Regions from separate parts of the Mus musculus genome. Here regions 1 and 3 are each linked to region 2. Evidence: chromatin loops called from intact Hi-C (ENCODE). Cell type or tissue: heart. All regions are shown on one strand. Region 1 overlaps Ncor2 (nuclear receptor co-repressor 2). Region 2 overlaps Ncor2 (nuclear receptor co-repressor 2). Region 3 holds the start of Ncor2 (nuclear receptor co-repressor 2).

Region 1 (5,000 bases), 67 kb before region 2:
TGCCTCTCAAGTACGCCGGGATGCTTGGCAGAGGAGATGAGGGGTGGGGGGTTAGAGATGGGGGGACGTGGCAGGACGGGCCGGGCACTATCGTGGAGGCCCAGAGGCAGCGGGTGACCTGCAAGGAAATATGAAGTGTCTCTTGGAGGCTCCTCCACATGTCTCTGCTTCAGTGGCTTGAGCACTCCACGGGAACCCCACAGTCCTGGATTCTCTGAAGCTGCACCGTCACCACCCCCACCCCCGATCCACACCCAAGCCTCTAAGCCAGCACCCCGATTTCCACTCCCTCCCTAGATCCTGTTCTCCTCACAGGGGCCAAAGGGACCTTTCCCAGAGTCAGCACGCTATCCCCTCCCTATGCCTTCAGGAGAGTCACCTCCGGCCTGGATTCCAGTGACATGTGACTGGGGATCCCTGGGCTTGCTGGGTGGAAATGTTATGCTGTGACAGCATGCTCGGGTGCCTCAAGTGTCCCGACTCGAGAGTGCTTCTGGCCCTTTGCACATGCTATGCTGTTCCTTCTGCCTGGCATGCCTTTCCCTGTTCTCCAAGCTCCCTCAGTACACTTGTCCCATGGGTCAGCTCTACCTGGGCCAGCCACTGCTGATGCTGGTTATCACTGGCCCCTGGCTGGATTACTTTTAGTGGTGGTAAGGACCATCAAGAATAGAAAACCTAGGTGGCTTCCCCCCAAACAGTCTCTCACACTATCTGTCAATCAAGACTGCCCACTGCTCCCTCTAATGACCATCCTCTTAGTCACTGGTGGAAAATACCTCCCACGCTGGCCTCCCCTTTCCAGCTCAAGTTCCTCCCAAGGCTGCCTATGGCCGTGCAGGTAGTGCGGAAGCTTTCCCGAGTCTCAGAAGGTGCCCAGCTTCACAGGAGTGAGCAGGTCACACCTTCAGCCAAGGTCTCATCCGATCGGCACCATGCAGCCCTGCGACACTGAAAGAGTTGGCTGCCCACCGACTGCACAGACCTAACTGGTGCGCTGCCCACTCACCGGGGGGTGTGTAGGAGAAGGCAGAGGGGTCAGCGGCGTGTGGGGAAGTCTTGATCACCTCCCGTGGAGGGATGGGGAAGGGCAGGCCCGATGACCAGCGTGGGGGCTCAGTCGGTAGCTTTGGGCCCTCAGTTGGGAAAGCCGGAAAGAATGCGGGTTTCTCTGCTGAAAGAGTTAAGGTGGGCAGTCAGGGAGGGCTCTGCCATCTCCATACCCTCAAACACCACTGGCAAGCTGTGACAGGACCCTGACAAGAGGGGTGCTGGGACAGGTCAGTGGAGGTGTGCTGCTACGTTCCCATGCTACCTGCTTGGTAGTGGACTGGCTCATGGCCAGACCACAGGGACAGGCACCACAGGGGCCATGTGTCAGAGGGCTGATCTTTGCTTCACGGTTCCCCGCAGAATGCCACCAACTGGATGTATAGGACCAAGAGTGCTGGGTCAGGCTTGCTGCCCTCCCTGGCTGCACGTTCTGCCAATGGATGTGGTTATAGCAGTCATTCTAGATGAGCATGGGGCAGAGGCAGTCTGTGCGCTAACCATCTACTATACTGGTCACTAGGCTGAGCTCCAGCCGGGCCTTGATGAGCCTGTAAGGTACACTGAGGACAGTGACCAGACCCGTTTGATCAGGTCTCTTCGGTCACCTGCCAAATATGGCCATGTCTGGATTGGAGCCCATGTGGCCACAAACAACAGCAAAAGGTAGCACTGTTTCGGATGTCACAGCCAGTCTGTTCCTTCACCCTCCAGATGGGAAGACTGAGGCCCCAGCTGCTGAGTGCAGGGGAGACCTGAGAACGCAGGCAGCTGGCTCCAGCCCATGGCCTGTGCCCATGGCTGTGCCACAAGGCTCAGGTCCCCTGTGACTTTCAGGTGTTGAACACCCAGAGACAGGCCAGCACTCACTGAGGCTTCACAAGCTCTGGCTTTAGCTGCCATCTGTTCTGAGCTGCAAGCCTTGGCTGGGGAATCACAACCCTGAATGATACTGGCCCTGACCTTGGAACAGAAACTGACAGCTAAGGGTTTCCCGGATCACCTCCATACAGTCCTAGGCTGTCCTCCAGGAAAGCTGGAGCCCCAGCAGAGGCCCAAGTGGTACACTCCACATCTCTCCTTTACGGGAGACCAAACTCCCCCTAAACTCATGCCCCGGAGAGGTGGTGACCCACCAAAGTAACCTGAGTGGTATTCACGTTCTCAACCTACAGGGCTTGCTCTGAACCAGGAAGTTCAAACACCTGGTGCGGTGGCCCAGTGTATACCTTGGCTGCCCCATCCAGCTTGGCTCTGGAGAACTAGGGACAGAGAGGAAGTCTCAGGCTGGAAGGAAATGGGGTCAGACTCAGCCAATGCAGGCAGGTGGCTGAGAGCCAGGACAGACAACCTGTTCCTCCAGCCGGGCCTGGGGATCCCAAGGGACCTGCCTGGCCTGGAAGCTCCCTGTTGGAGCCAGGACAGAGAAGGCTGGCTTCCTGCATGCTGGGTTCATGTGTCCCCTGGGGAGCAGAACTGTGGCCAGACCACGTGAGAGACAGAGCCTGCCGCCAGGTGCAATGTTCCCCAGGGAGGAGTCTAGGAAACAACGTAGCACTGGCCACAAGGATGGGCCCAGAACCAGCCTCAGGGACCACTGACTGCTGGCTCTTTTCCCAGGGACTGGGGCCTAGGGCCCAACCCAGCAAGACCTGGCTGGCCCTGGGTGGCTCCAGCCCTGCTCAGCCACAGCTGCCTGGCCAGAGCCAGACCAGCGCCTTTCCCCTTCCCTAACTGTCATCCCAGGCTGTCATCTTGAGTCCGGGTGGCTTCTCACAGCACACTGTGTTCTATATACCTGGCCCCTTAAAGCCCACCCTTACTGTAGTATGCACCAAACCCAGCTCCAACAAGACACCCCTGCCCTCATGCTCCAGGGGTCATCGCTATGTCCCTATGTCCCACTGGCTTGGCCTCAGGAACAAACTCAAGCCTCCCCTTCCTCCCACTTCCAAGGCCACCTGTCAAGTTCAGGCTGCCCTAGAGCTGTTGGGAGGAGCACCTCAGCCCGCCTCCCACCCCTGCCCTACTCCCTTCTGCCCTTTCTCAACAAGAATCAGACACTGATTTTTTTTCCCCCAAGACGCTAATCTGATGACATGCCCCTCCCAAAGCAAACTGTCACTCAAAGCTACTATCCTCCTTAGCTACACAATTTCCTCCCCATTTCCCTCTTTGACCTCCTCCCCCACTCCCAGTCCGTGAAGGGCCTTTCCCCATCACCTCCTCTCCTCACCAGATCCTTGTCGGACACACAGCCCACTTGTGCCTGCCCTACACCCGCCCCGCCCCACTTGTTTCCCACTAAGTTAAGAGTAAGATGTAACTGGAGTTGTGAGTGCTTTATCTCTCTCTGACAACCCTAGCGCTCAGAAGCACTGATGTGCAAATACCACGGGGCCCTGGCAGGTGCTGCCCACTACCTGCACAGGAGGCTCTGGGCTGCCGATGAAGGGGTGTCGACAGTGGGCAGGCCATGCTTTAGCCAGGGAAAGGCTAGCCCGGGCAGCTCAGGTCAGTCCTGCTGTTGTTCTAAGACAGTGGACTGCACTGCACCCTCAGGGAACCCAAAGATCACATGGGACCTGATTCACACAGGAGAAGCTGGCTACGTGTATGTTTGCACGCGCGCGCGCGCATACACACACACACACACACACACACACTCATACCACACCCCAACACTAGATTGCCTCTGGTTTCTCAAGAAGCCCCCCAGCTGGAGGCGCTTCTGCAGCTGTGGTTGAGCCCTGTCATCTGCTGCCGTAACAATGTATCCTCCCAGCCTGGCCCATATTGCCAAGGAACCCCAACAGAGAAGAGGGCTGCCTCTCACTCCCACTGCATCCCTGTGCCCAACACTCACCCTCTTTCTCGGCAGGAGGCACTGGGCTGCGGGACTTGCCACGTGGACTTCCTCCCGACTGCTGAGACACGTCACCCTCTGGCTGTAGGTGCTGCGTGGGTGGAGGCACAGGGGGAACTGGCTTTGGGGGTACTGTGTCCTCCCGGGGGGGCTCATGGACCTTGGTGACCTGCTGGGGGGCATGGGGGCGGGCATGAACATCCTGGCCCCATGTCAGAGGTTGACAGGGTGGGGAGTGGCCGTGTGGCCCGTACAAAAGCCAAGTATAAAAAGGCAGCCACACCCCATTTAAAGCCCCCATGTGGAGGCAGAGCCTTAACATCAGACATAGGGAGGGGGTCATCATTGCCAAGGAAGGGCCCGTTTCCTACACCCAGATCCAGGCAGGTGCTAGGATCCCCTATGCCACCCAGCACACCCCACATCAGGAGTAAGAAGTAGCAGCTATGTGGGCTTTGGGGAGCTAGAAGTGAAGCCAGACACATGTCCAACACTTAAGCCTGACAGACAGGCCAGTTTGGACCCCCATGAACTGTTCGCTGCCTTCAATGGAAAGGCAAAACCTAAATCTTCAAATGAAATGGCTGAGGGGACTAAAACCAGCCAAGTGTCTTTAGACAATGGCGAGCTCCCAAAGGCCCCAAAGACAGACCTGAAAGGACCTGGACATTAGTTGGCTGAGGTGTCCTTGGGTCTGGGGGCTTGCTGGCCACAGCTGCCTGGTCTGAAGCATGGGGGAACCTCTGGAGAGCAGCTGCTCAGCCCAGCCTTCCCGATCTCCCAACTCCTCCCAGGACTGCCTATCCAGTCCTGTGTACACATCTCCATCTCTGGGAGCCGCTAGCCTGGGGAAGAGCCTCCCTCCACAGGCAAAGCTCCAACCAGCAATGCTGAGCACAGAGGAGAATAGAAGTTCAAGGTGGGCTGCTCGGATTCAGGGCTCACTCACGATAGGGGGGATGGCGGCTGCTCGCTGCTTCAGCTGCTTCAGGTCCAGCGGCTTCTGGGGCGAGGTACTGGCCCGGGGATCTCCAGCCGGGGTGAGGAGGCTGGGCCTTGGTGACAGCAGCCTGGGGAGGGACAA
Region 2 (5,000 bases):
GCTACACGTGCTAAGCAGACCTAAGTGTACGGCCTATAAATGTGTGGTGACCTATGGGTCCACTCCACCCCTCTACTTGTCACACATACACACACAGCCATGTCTGTGACAAGGTGTGACAGGCAGAGCATGCTCTGAAGATCAAAGCTGTGGCCCCTCCCACCACCCAGTCCCCCTCTTGCCCATGCTAGTCCCCACTTTCCTCCCTGACTGTGGCATGCCCCTCCTCCAGCTGCTGCACCCGCCTGCAACTGTGATGCCCACAGAAGCCCCGGGAGGTGGAAAAGCCACTCGTTGGTCTTGAGGACAGATGTGTTCCAGATGCACGAGGCCTTGGGCTGCCTGACCACAGGAACACTGGAGGCAAGAGCCTGTCCTGCCTCTTCCTAGGAAGGAAGGGGGATTAAAATGTAATCCTATTGATCGCAGGGAATGCTAGGCTCTGCTGTTGTTCCTCGGGGAAAGCTGGGGAGCCTGCTCCAGGCTCCGTGAAGGCAGAGGAACAAGCATGGGTGTGTGACACATCTCCAGGCCCTCCTCCTAAGGCTGTGATACAGGCCTTAGCTAGCACAAGGCCGGGGACAGGGGGACATCAGAGTAGAGAGAAAGAGCAGAGGGACCTCCCTTAAAGAGGGACAGCAGAACAAAGAGCAAGATAAAGGCAGCCTTGGGAACAAATGTCCAATGTGGCTAGAGAGCCACACTCCTCTGACCATCTCCGCCACCGTCAAGCAAGTTCAATCTTGCTTCTGAGTCCCAGCCCCAAATCTAACCTGCTGTGCAATCTCACGCAGGTCTCCTGCCCTCTCTGAGCCCCAGTATCTTCCCTAAGCAATAAAGAACACCTACTTACATCCTAAGCTATGGAACCTGAGGCACAAGACTTGTCTGGCCCACATTCCTCTCTGGGCTTTGGTTTCTCACTCGCAGAGAATCCAGGCAGTCAAAAGCTCAAAAGCCCAAAGCTCCAAAAATCAGGCCCTGCCTGCAGCTCACGAGCCCAGTTCAAATCCCACAGTTCCTGCACCGTGGCTGCGTGACTCTGAGCACTCCCCATCTCTGGGTCTGTCTCTCCAGGTGTGAGATGGAAACGCCTACGATGCACACCTTCCTAGGACCAGCCAGGCAGCCACCTGCCAGTATTAATAGTGATATCACCAAGCGTGTCACTGGATCCGCTAGGCAGATATGAGGTGACAGTGCATCTCAGTGGCCGGCAGGCCCCCTCGCTCTCCTCCAGCCTGAGGCCAATGCCAACGCTATGCATGGCCCATGGTCCACCCTCCCCACCCGCTCGCCAGCCTCCACGGTGATAGGGAACTCATGGTTCAATGACTTGCTCCTGTGGGCCGTACCCGGTTCTCATCGTAGATGATCTGGACCAGGCTTCGGTGCTTTGATTCTATGGGTGGTGGCGACACAGGCTTCTCGGGTTCGGGCGGCTTGGCGGCCTCCTCCTCCAACTGTTGCTGCGGGAAAGGGGAGAACATGAGCGGTGAAGGCCGGAAGCTGAGGCACTGTTCCCCCCACTTGCCCGTAGCCACACACAGGAAGTCAGGCTGATCGCCATTTCCTATGAGTCACCCAGAGACTCGGTGCCCTGCTTGGCAGGGATCCCTGGTGGCTGAGCCTCCAGGCTCCAAGAGAGGCCACAGGCACAGAGTGAAGGCCTCAACCAGGAGCACTACACTTCTGCCCCGTACACCCACACAGCCTGTTGAGAAGTTACTCAGTGTCTCTGAACTTCCTACTCCTTTCCCTGGAAACAAAGAGTCCCTAATCTTCTAAGGACTAAACCAGGAGCTACATGGAGAGGGCTGGGAGAGGCAGAAAGGAAGAAAGACTGGTGACAGACAAAGCTTTCCACCAGCATCAGAATCACAATCATCTTCACCATCACCATGATCAACACCATCATTGCCACCATTACCACAGCCACAACCATTACCACCATCACCATTACCGCAATCAGCAGCAGCACCCAATCGCTACCATCAGATCATCACCACCATCATCGCCACCACCCATCGCTGCCGCTATCACCTTCATTACTATCATGAACACCACCATCATGAACACCACCATCACCATCCTACCACCACCATCACTGACCATCAACATCATTACCACCATTAATATTAGCATCATCATTAAAACACCCCCACCCCCGCTCATCACCAATGACCACTACCACCACTACCTCCATTACCATTGCATCTATCACCATCCTAACAAACACCAGCAGCAGCAGCAGTACCACCACCACCCTCGTACCCATCACTATCACCATCACCATCCATCACATCCATTTTACCATCTCAACTTTCACCATCACCAACATCACTAGCATCATCATCATCAACAGCAGCACATGCCTGTGTCTTCACACTGGACCCCTCATCCATCTCCTATCTGGCATCCCTTCCTGCTGCTGCTGTCCGCTCTACTCCAAAGTCAGGAGCCAAGAGCAAAGAATTCAAGACTCCACGGGAAGCCAATGCCTAATGTGACCTACAGAGGGCGCCATGAGTGCGATCAGCGCACGGTCCACTCTGCTTACTATGTGCATTCAGCGAGCATGTTCGGTCACACAGGAACAGAGTTTTATGGCCCGGGAAACAAGGAGATGATGAGGCAGGAACAATCAGCACTGAGGCCAGAAGAGCCAAGCTGCCTTGGTCCTGCAGTGACCCCTGGTGGCAGCTCTCACAGATCAGCCCAAAAAATAAATAAATAAAGACAAAAAACCAGGAAGTCTAAGGAGTAGAGAAGGTGAAAGGGTGAAGACCAATGTCTTGGCTACAGCCCTGACCAGACAGCACACCTCTCAGCCTGAAGTCAGACTTTCATTCCATCGCCCAGGGTTCTAGAGTCACTGCGCCTCTCTGACCCTCAGCATCTTCCTCAGTGTGACCTGGCAGTCACCCACACTCCCATAACGGTGACTGGAAGATCCAAAACCACACTGCACAACAGTCCTGGTGAGCACAGAGCTGTAAGGAGCCCGGCTTCACACAACCCTCAACCGCACGCTACACAGTCAGCGATGAGCCCCAAGCCACTACAGTCTGGAAACAGCACTGGTGAGAACCTGGAAGAGCAGCAGCCCTCATGAGCAGAGAGGGTGAGGGGCGGGAGAACCAGGGACAGTCACTCAAGCACACAAGAAAGCATACCACAGCCACATGGTCGAATACCACTTCTCCATGAAGAGATTCGACTATGCCCTGTGAACCCTAAAAGTTCCTTATGCTGAGCACACAAGGCAGAGACACGAAAGGCAAATGGATGTGAGTCCATGTACGTGAGGTGTCCAGAAAGCAGCTCCACAGACTGTCACAGGGGTGACTCTGGGCTAGGAGATGGGGCATCGCTAAATAGCTCTGCGTCTGTCGGGACAGGCGGAGGAAGTGGAAGCCGTATGATTCGGTCTACTGCCAGTGAACTGCAGACTTTAAAATGATTCATTTACACTTGGGAATTCTAGTTTTGTAGGAATGAGGAGCGTGTGGAGAGACACAGGTCAGTGGTTATGAGTGTGTACGGACTGCTCTTGCAAAGGCCCTGGGTTCGGTTCTCAGCGCCCACGCTGGACAACTCACAACCACCTGTAACTCCACCTCCAGGATGTCTGAAATCCTCTTCAGGCCTCTAAGGCACCTGAACACACACGTACACACCCAAGACACACATATCAAACTTTCTAAATGTACTTAAAGGGGCCGGGCAGGCATGGTGGTGGTACATGCCTTTAACCCCAGCACTCACAGGTCAGAAGCAAGAGGATCTCTGTGAGTTCAAGGCCAGCCTGCTAGTGAGGTTCAGGCCAGCCAAGGCCTGAAAGACCCTGTCTTCCCCCACTCCCCCTCCCAAAAAAGGGGGTGCTGAGCCAGGTAGTGATGGCACACACCTTTAGTACCAGCACTTGGGAGGCAAAGGCAGGCAGAGATTTCTGAGTTCAAAGCCAGCCTGGTCTAAAGAGTGAGTTCTAGGACAACCAGGGCTAAACAAGAGAAACCCTGTCTTTTTAAAAAAAAAAAAAAATGGTGGTGGCGTTAACCCACCACAGGCTGACAAAGCACAAAGCTGGAGAGAACCAACTCCTACAAAGGGAGTATCCACATGCGCACAGGCAAACAAGTATATTTTATTTTCTTAAAAATATTTTTATTATTACAACATATTTACATCACATACATGTGTGTACATCTGCATATGTGCATGTACATGAGGTTAGGGCTGTCCCCTGGAGGTGGAGTTACAAGGAGTTGTAAGCTGTCAGATGTGGGTGATGGGAACTGAACCTGGGTAGTCTGTAAGAACAATACATGTCCTTAACCACCGAACCATCTCTCTCATTCATTTATTTTTATATTATTATATAATCTTATTTTTATACTTTTATATATATGTATGTGTGTGTGTGTGTGTGTATATATATATATATATATATATATATATATATATATATATATATAAATTATTTTTTAAGATAACATTCAAGAAAGAAATTTAGGTTAAGAGGAAAAAAATAAAAGGAGAAAAAGAAAACTAATAACAGCAGCTCAAGTCACTTGGCCTCCAGACTTGATCAACATCCATGCATGTAACAGTGGCTCCAGCCCAGCCCCCAAGCCAGGCCTGGAGGACTGGAGATGTGAGAGCTCCACTGGTCTGGCACGGCCAATCTGACCGCACCAGGGCCCAGCCTCACTCTGGGATTCTGGGCCACCATCTTGGAAGCCCTCAGTGCCCAGCTCCCGGCTCCCCATTCAGCTTTTATGCAAGAACAACCAAAGGCTCTTTCTCTGCCTTGGGCAGCTCATGGTGCCTCTCCCGGGAAGCCTTGGTCCCCTGAAGCTCAGGACTCTCTGTTGACCGTGCAGATATATGAGCCTGATGGGCCCGGCCCAGAGGCTTCCAGAAGCAAAACATTAAACACACACACACACACACACACACACACACACACACCAACCACCAGGAAATTGTGTGGCTCC
Region 3 (5,000 bases), 71 kb after region 2:
GTCGCCAAGGCAGATGCCAAAAATTTGCATGAGTGTTTTGAGATAAAATGAGACTTCAAAGAAATGCCAGCCTGCCGCTGGCACCACCCCCTCTCCAAACCCTGGGAGAACAAGTTCCCAGTCTCTGAGCTGCCCTCCCCCACAGCCCTGCAAAGATGGGCAGGTGCCAACCCCAAGAGGAAGGTCAGTTCCTGATCCCTTCCTTGCAGCCAAGGCTGTCGTGCTGTGTGATCCGCGAAACAACCCAGGCGTTTGCCCCAGCTTCCAAGGCCAGTCACCAAAACCTCCCAGGGCCCCTGTGACACCTTCTATAAAATAGGACAGTCACTTCCCCATAGCCCACCTCAGAACAGACCAGTAGATGCTCGGTGCACAGACAAAGGCACTTTCTGAATGCTGGCACACACACACACACAGTTGAATGCTTTCTGAGGTCGGCACACACACAGTAAGTGCTTTCTGAATGATAGCACATAGTCAGCATTTTTTTGGGTTTTTTTGTTTTTTGTTTTTCCTGGATGTCACCGTTTTGCTACTGCAGTGCAGATGCAGATCCGCCAACTCCGAGAACAGGATTCACCTGGCGTGCCATAAAGTGGATTTCCCATCCATCAGCCTCCCCTAAGGATGCTCACCTGACCCTTCCCAAGCTTCTCTTCCTCCCTAAAGAGGTGGGTCTTCTAAGCCACCCACTCCACTTGGCTTTGTGTAGCTCTGCCTTCCCCAGACAGCTAACTGCCTGCCTGCCTGCCTGCCTACCACACACACACACACACACACACACTCATCCATCCCCTGGGCACCTTAAGTGGGAATCACTAGCTCCAGAAAGCTGCCACCCTTGCAGGAAACTGTCCCTGAGGTATCACCTAGGGAGGCTGCTATATGGTATCGGAGACATGAACGGATACAGAACAGAGAGAGAGAGACAGACAGACAGACGGGGGGGGGGGGGGGGGGGAACCTCAGACAAGAGGAAAAAGAAAAAAAAAATCGAGCCAGCCCCTGGTGATCAGCCTGTGTGAATCTCCCACTGGATCAATCTCCCCTTTTAACTGGGTGGTGAGGAGGTGCCACCCCCATCTTCAGCGGTTAACACAGGGGTCGTTCCCCAACACCAGTTTGGGGTGGGACCCAGCCAGAAACATTTCCAGCCAGGAATCCCGGGTCCCTGTGGAGAGGGGGGGCTGTAGAGTGGCAAGCACCTGCTGGCCCAGAACAATTCTAGATCCAGCTGTATTGCAGCTCGGTTCCTGTTTGCAGAGCTGGAAAACCTTTGGGAGGTAGCCCAAGTATTCACTAGGAGAAAAGAAAGGATTAAGCCATGAACCCTCATGGGGGGGGGGGGGAGCACAGCCCCAGGAGGGGGTCTCCATCCCTCACCCGGGCCTGACAGCCACATTACCACCGACATGAGTTTATCAATAGTATCGATTCCTGGGCAAGCGTAAATAGCTCCGTGGGAAGAGGCTAGGTCTGGCCACTCACTCCCACCCCCACGTCTGGACTCGAACACCGCAGGCTCCCCTGGCGCCCCAAAGAAACAGCGGTAAATTTCCGAACAGGGACATGGAGTGCAGGGAAGCTAGGCAGTACCCGAAATGCCCTCACCACCCCCTCCACCACTCACTGCAGCTCAGCTGGCTGCCAACTCCGTGTTTGCCTGTGCTCAATGGGCTGAGGCCTGGCCCTTCTCCATCCTGCCTCCTCCATCAGACCCTCCCTGCTCCCAAAGGTGGAGCAGACACTCACTCTCGTGGGTTTCCCCAATACGACGACAGAGCAAGGATGAGAATCCGGAAATAACAGTAGTCATAGTAACCTATCCAAGGACCCTCTGCACAGACTTGGTTCTCAGAAGCGCCCCAGACCAGGGAACTGTTTTCACCCTCACTCTGCAGAAAAGAAGCCCATAACCACAGGCAGGTGAAGTCATCTGCCCCCCCACCCCAACTCCCCATCAGTCAGCCACCCAAGATTCGAACCCAGGAGCTGAGCTACAGAACCAACCAGAACGCTTAGGCCTCTAGCCACCTCGCCTCCTTGACTATTCTGCCCCCTCCTCTACAATTAAAAAAGAAAAAGAGGCCACCCACGAAGTCCCCAGCAGTGGCCTGAGATGCACCCCCTACACGCGCCTGGCCTCAGAGCCCCTTTCATCAAAGCAGCCGCAGGGACCAGCGCTGGAATCAAAAGGGCAAAGCCAAGGCCACCCTAACACTGCCCACAGGGCCCCCCCAGGGATCCTATGCCTTCCACTCCTACCTCCCCTCTCACACATCCCTCCACAAAATCTGCAAAGAGGGAGGAAAAAAAGCCGTAATCGTAATAAAACCAGTTCTCACCAACAGGGGGGAGGAGAAGGAGAGGAAGGGAGGAGGCTGAGAACGAACGGATCCGCCCCCGCTGCCTGCACCAGACTCTCGGGGAGGGCGCGCGCGCACGCCGCCGGATGGACCTAGCTGTGCGAATAAAGCTACAATGTAAAGATTATTCAGCCGCCGCTGCTGGGCGCCTCCAGCTCTAGAGGCCCGAGGGACCGCCTGTCTGGACGCCCGCCCGGCTCTCCTCCCTCAAGGTCGGGAGGGGAGGCCGCTTCCCACGCGCGTCTGGGGGTGCTGGGGCTCCCGGCTGCCCCGCTAGGCTCGGATCTGCAACTTCCCAAACTAGTGGCATCCGAAGTATCCGCACGGCCAGGGGGAGGGTACAGGAGGCGGCGCCGCGTCACCGGAGGGGGGGCGCGGCCGCCCACGGGGTCCTTGGGTCCCCAGAATGCGCCACCCCCGAGGGTCTCAGATCCTGGCCTGTGCCACCCCAGAGTCGCCGGGGGAAGCGGCCGGGAGGGGGTCCCAAGTCCTAGAGCTGCGCCACCCACCCCTGAGAATCCCGGTTCTCAGGCTGCGCCACAACAGAGGGTCCATGAGTCCTGGCCCTCTCCAAAACAAGAGTACATCAGTCAATCCTCAGGCTGCGCCACCCTGCTGCAAGATCCCCGGGGCCTGGCCTTCAAAACATACCACAGGGTAGCCGGGTCCTGGCCTAAACTGCAAGCAGAGCTCTCGGGTCCTGACCTGAATCTCCCTGCAGGGTTCCCGGGTCTTAGCTCGTGCCATCTCAGAAGGTCCCCGGGTCCTGGCTTCTACCACCCTAAAGAGTCTCCAGGTCCGGGGCTACTTTATCCCAGAGGATCCCTGGTCCCGGCCTGTGATTCCCTGCAGGGCTACCAGTCCTCAGGTTGTGCCACCCTACATGGTCCCCAGGTCTTCAGGCTGCGCCACCCAGGAGGTACCCGGTTCCTGGCCTGGAGGGTCCCCGGTTCTCGGCCTGTTCCATCCCGCAAGGTCCCCGATTCTCGGCCTGCTCCACCCCGCAGGTCCCTAAGTCTTGGCCTGTTCCATCCTTCAGGGTCCCGGGTGCCAGGGTCGCGGCCTGCACCGCCCTGCAAGGTCCCGAGAGTTCCCGAAGTTCCCGCGCCCCCGCGCGCTCCCTGCCGCGCCGCCCGTCCCCTCGGGGGCGCCAACTCCGCCGCGTGCGCCGCCCCGGCCCGGAAGCCACCCGCTCCCCGCCGCCCTCCGCGCACTCGGCCCGACTCACCTCGCCGGCGGCGGCACCGGGCGCTGGCGCCGGGCTACGGCGCCGATCGGGCTCGAGGATGCGGCGGGTCCGGGCTGAGAGCCTGCGGTCTCCGCCCGCCGCGCTACGACGCGGGGCCCGGACGCGCGGGCCGCTGCGGGGCGCGCATGGCGGGCGCGGGCGGCTGGCGCGGGGACGGGGATGCGGCCCGGCCTGCGCTGCCCGCGGCTCCGCTCCTGGCGGCGAGGGGCGGGGCGAGGGGCGGGGCCTTGTGGAAGCCCGCCCCTGCCGCCTTAAAGGGCCCGCATGCACGCCTTCCAGGCCTACGCACCCCGCCGCCGTGCGCGCACCCCGAGCTGCGTTTTTTTTTTTTTTTTTTTTTTTTTTTTTGCCCGAAGAAGGCGGAGCAAATACCTCCTCGCCCCCTCCTCCTCCGCGAACCCCAGAGACTTCACGGGAATCGCGTTTCAGCTATTAAATTATAACTCAGGAGTGTCCAGGGGATGCGGAGACGACGCCCCGGGAGGGCCACCCACGGAGCCCTCAGAGTCGCACGCAGATGCTCAGCGACGCGCTGGGCCTCGCCTGGGAGATTGGGGAAAGGCTCTGCGGACCACAACCAATGACGAGCTGGTTCAGGGACTGCAATATGAGATCCTGGAGAGGCCCACGCGAGTCGCGCTACGCAGCCCTGTCACCCGGGCCCCCTGATATCTAAAATGAACAGCCATAGGGAATTTTCCAGGACACGTGCCTAGGCTACGTTCTGAGCCCATGGTCCAGTCTTGGACACCCAATCAGGACCACTCAACCCCAGTAGGAGCTTGCCCACTAGCAGTAGAGCTCATTCACATGCCCCATAGTGGGCCCTCTCTGCCTTAGATCTTTAACAGCAGCCAAGCAAGGGAACCCAGCCCTGCAGCCGCCGCCTCCCTCCTCTTCTGCTTTCCCTAGACGCGTTGGAGAGTTTGATTTTTTTTTTTAATTTAACTTTCCTTTTTTGGAGTGAAGTCTCAGCAGATTCGGTTCTGCCAACAAGAGAACCCCTAGGGAGGGGGGGCGGTATGGCTGCGGCGGGAGTGCGGTTGCCAGGGCAAGGGCCTCTTCCTCAGGGGTACTGGGGTTCCTGCACCCATGCCGCCGGTTCCCTCTCCCCACCCCTGAGCTTTTGAGTCCGGGTGTGGGGCAGATAGTGGAGGGGGAACCGAGTCCAAGAGTGGGAAAAAAAAAAAAAAAAAGGAAGTGTACGAGGGGGCGGGTGCCCTTTGGAACTGGAGTCAGAGGTCAGGGGCACACACCCATGGCGTTGCACCCACTCTTCGGCTGCCCGGCTGGCAATGTGAGGGCTCAAAACCAGACCTGCAGAAGGCCGGCTAGATAGTCCTACGGGAGGGAAGAGACAAGGCTAGCCTCTCTCTCCAGCCTGC

What was found. A loop is a pair of places that touch in the nucleus more often than their neighbours do. Peaks named below come from ENCODE experiments on the same cell type or tissue, not always from the same donor. Only the 100,000 strongest peaks of a DNase experiment are listed, where the experiment ranks them.
Region 1: it touches region 2 in a loop (2.1-fold over the local background); 2 of 42 quality-filtered maps call a loop at or near these places.
Region 3: a loop joins it to region 2, with 2.5 times the contacts of the local background. A loop is called at or near these places in 11 of 42 quality-filtered maps.

Annotation. Positions count from the first base shown.
Region 1 is chr5:125,037,880-125,042,879 of GRCm38, forward strand. It overlaps Ncor2 (nuclear receptor co-repressor 2), which reads right to left. Exons shown (of 47, transcript NM_011424.3): 22 at 4,866-4,986; 23 at 3,917-4,085; 24 at 1,010-1,174; 25 at 1-118. Among named protein-coding and RNA genes, the nearest start is that of Rflna, 37 kb to the left of the region's middle. In heart, no CTCF peak of the experiment used is centred here; DNase peaks (open chromatin) are centred at 1,438, 1,682 and 2,502; H3K27ac peaks cover 868 bases.
Region 2 is chr5:125,104,844-125,109,843 of GRCm38, forward strand. It overlaps Ncor2 (nuclear receptor co-repressor 2), which reads right to left. Exons shown (of 47, transcript NM_011424.3): 6 at 1,356-1,469. Among named protein-coding and RNA genes, the nearest start is that of Ncor2, 72 kb to the right of the region's middle. In heart, a CTCF peak has its summit at 2,654 (motif pointing left); DNase peaks (open chromatin) are centred at 1,578 and 2,528.
Region 3 is chr5:125,175,403-125,180,402 of GRCm38, forward strand. Ncor2 (nuclear receptor co-repressor 2) reads right to left here and starts at 3,812. Exons shown (of 47, transcript NM_011424.3): 1 at 3,595-3,812. In heart, CTCF peaks have their summits at 2,338 and 3,505; DNase peaks (open chromatin) are centred at 2,519, 3,529, 3,839, 4,509 and 6 weaker places; H3K4me3 peaks cover 3,701 bases; H3K27ac peaks cover 4,232 bases.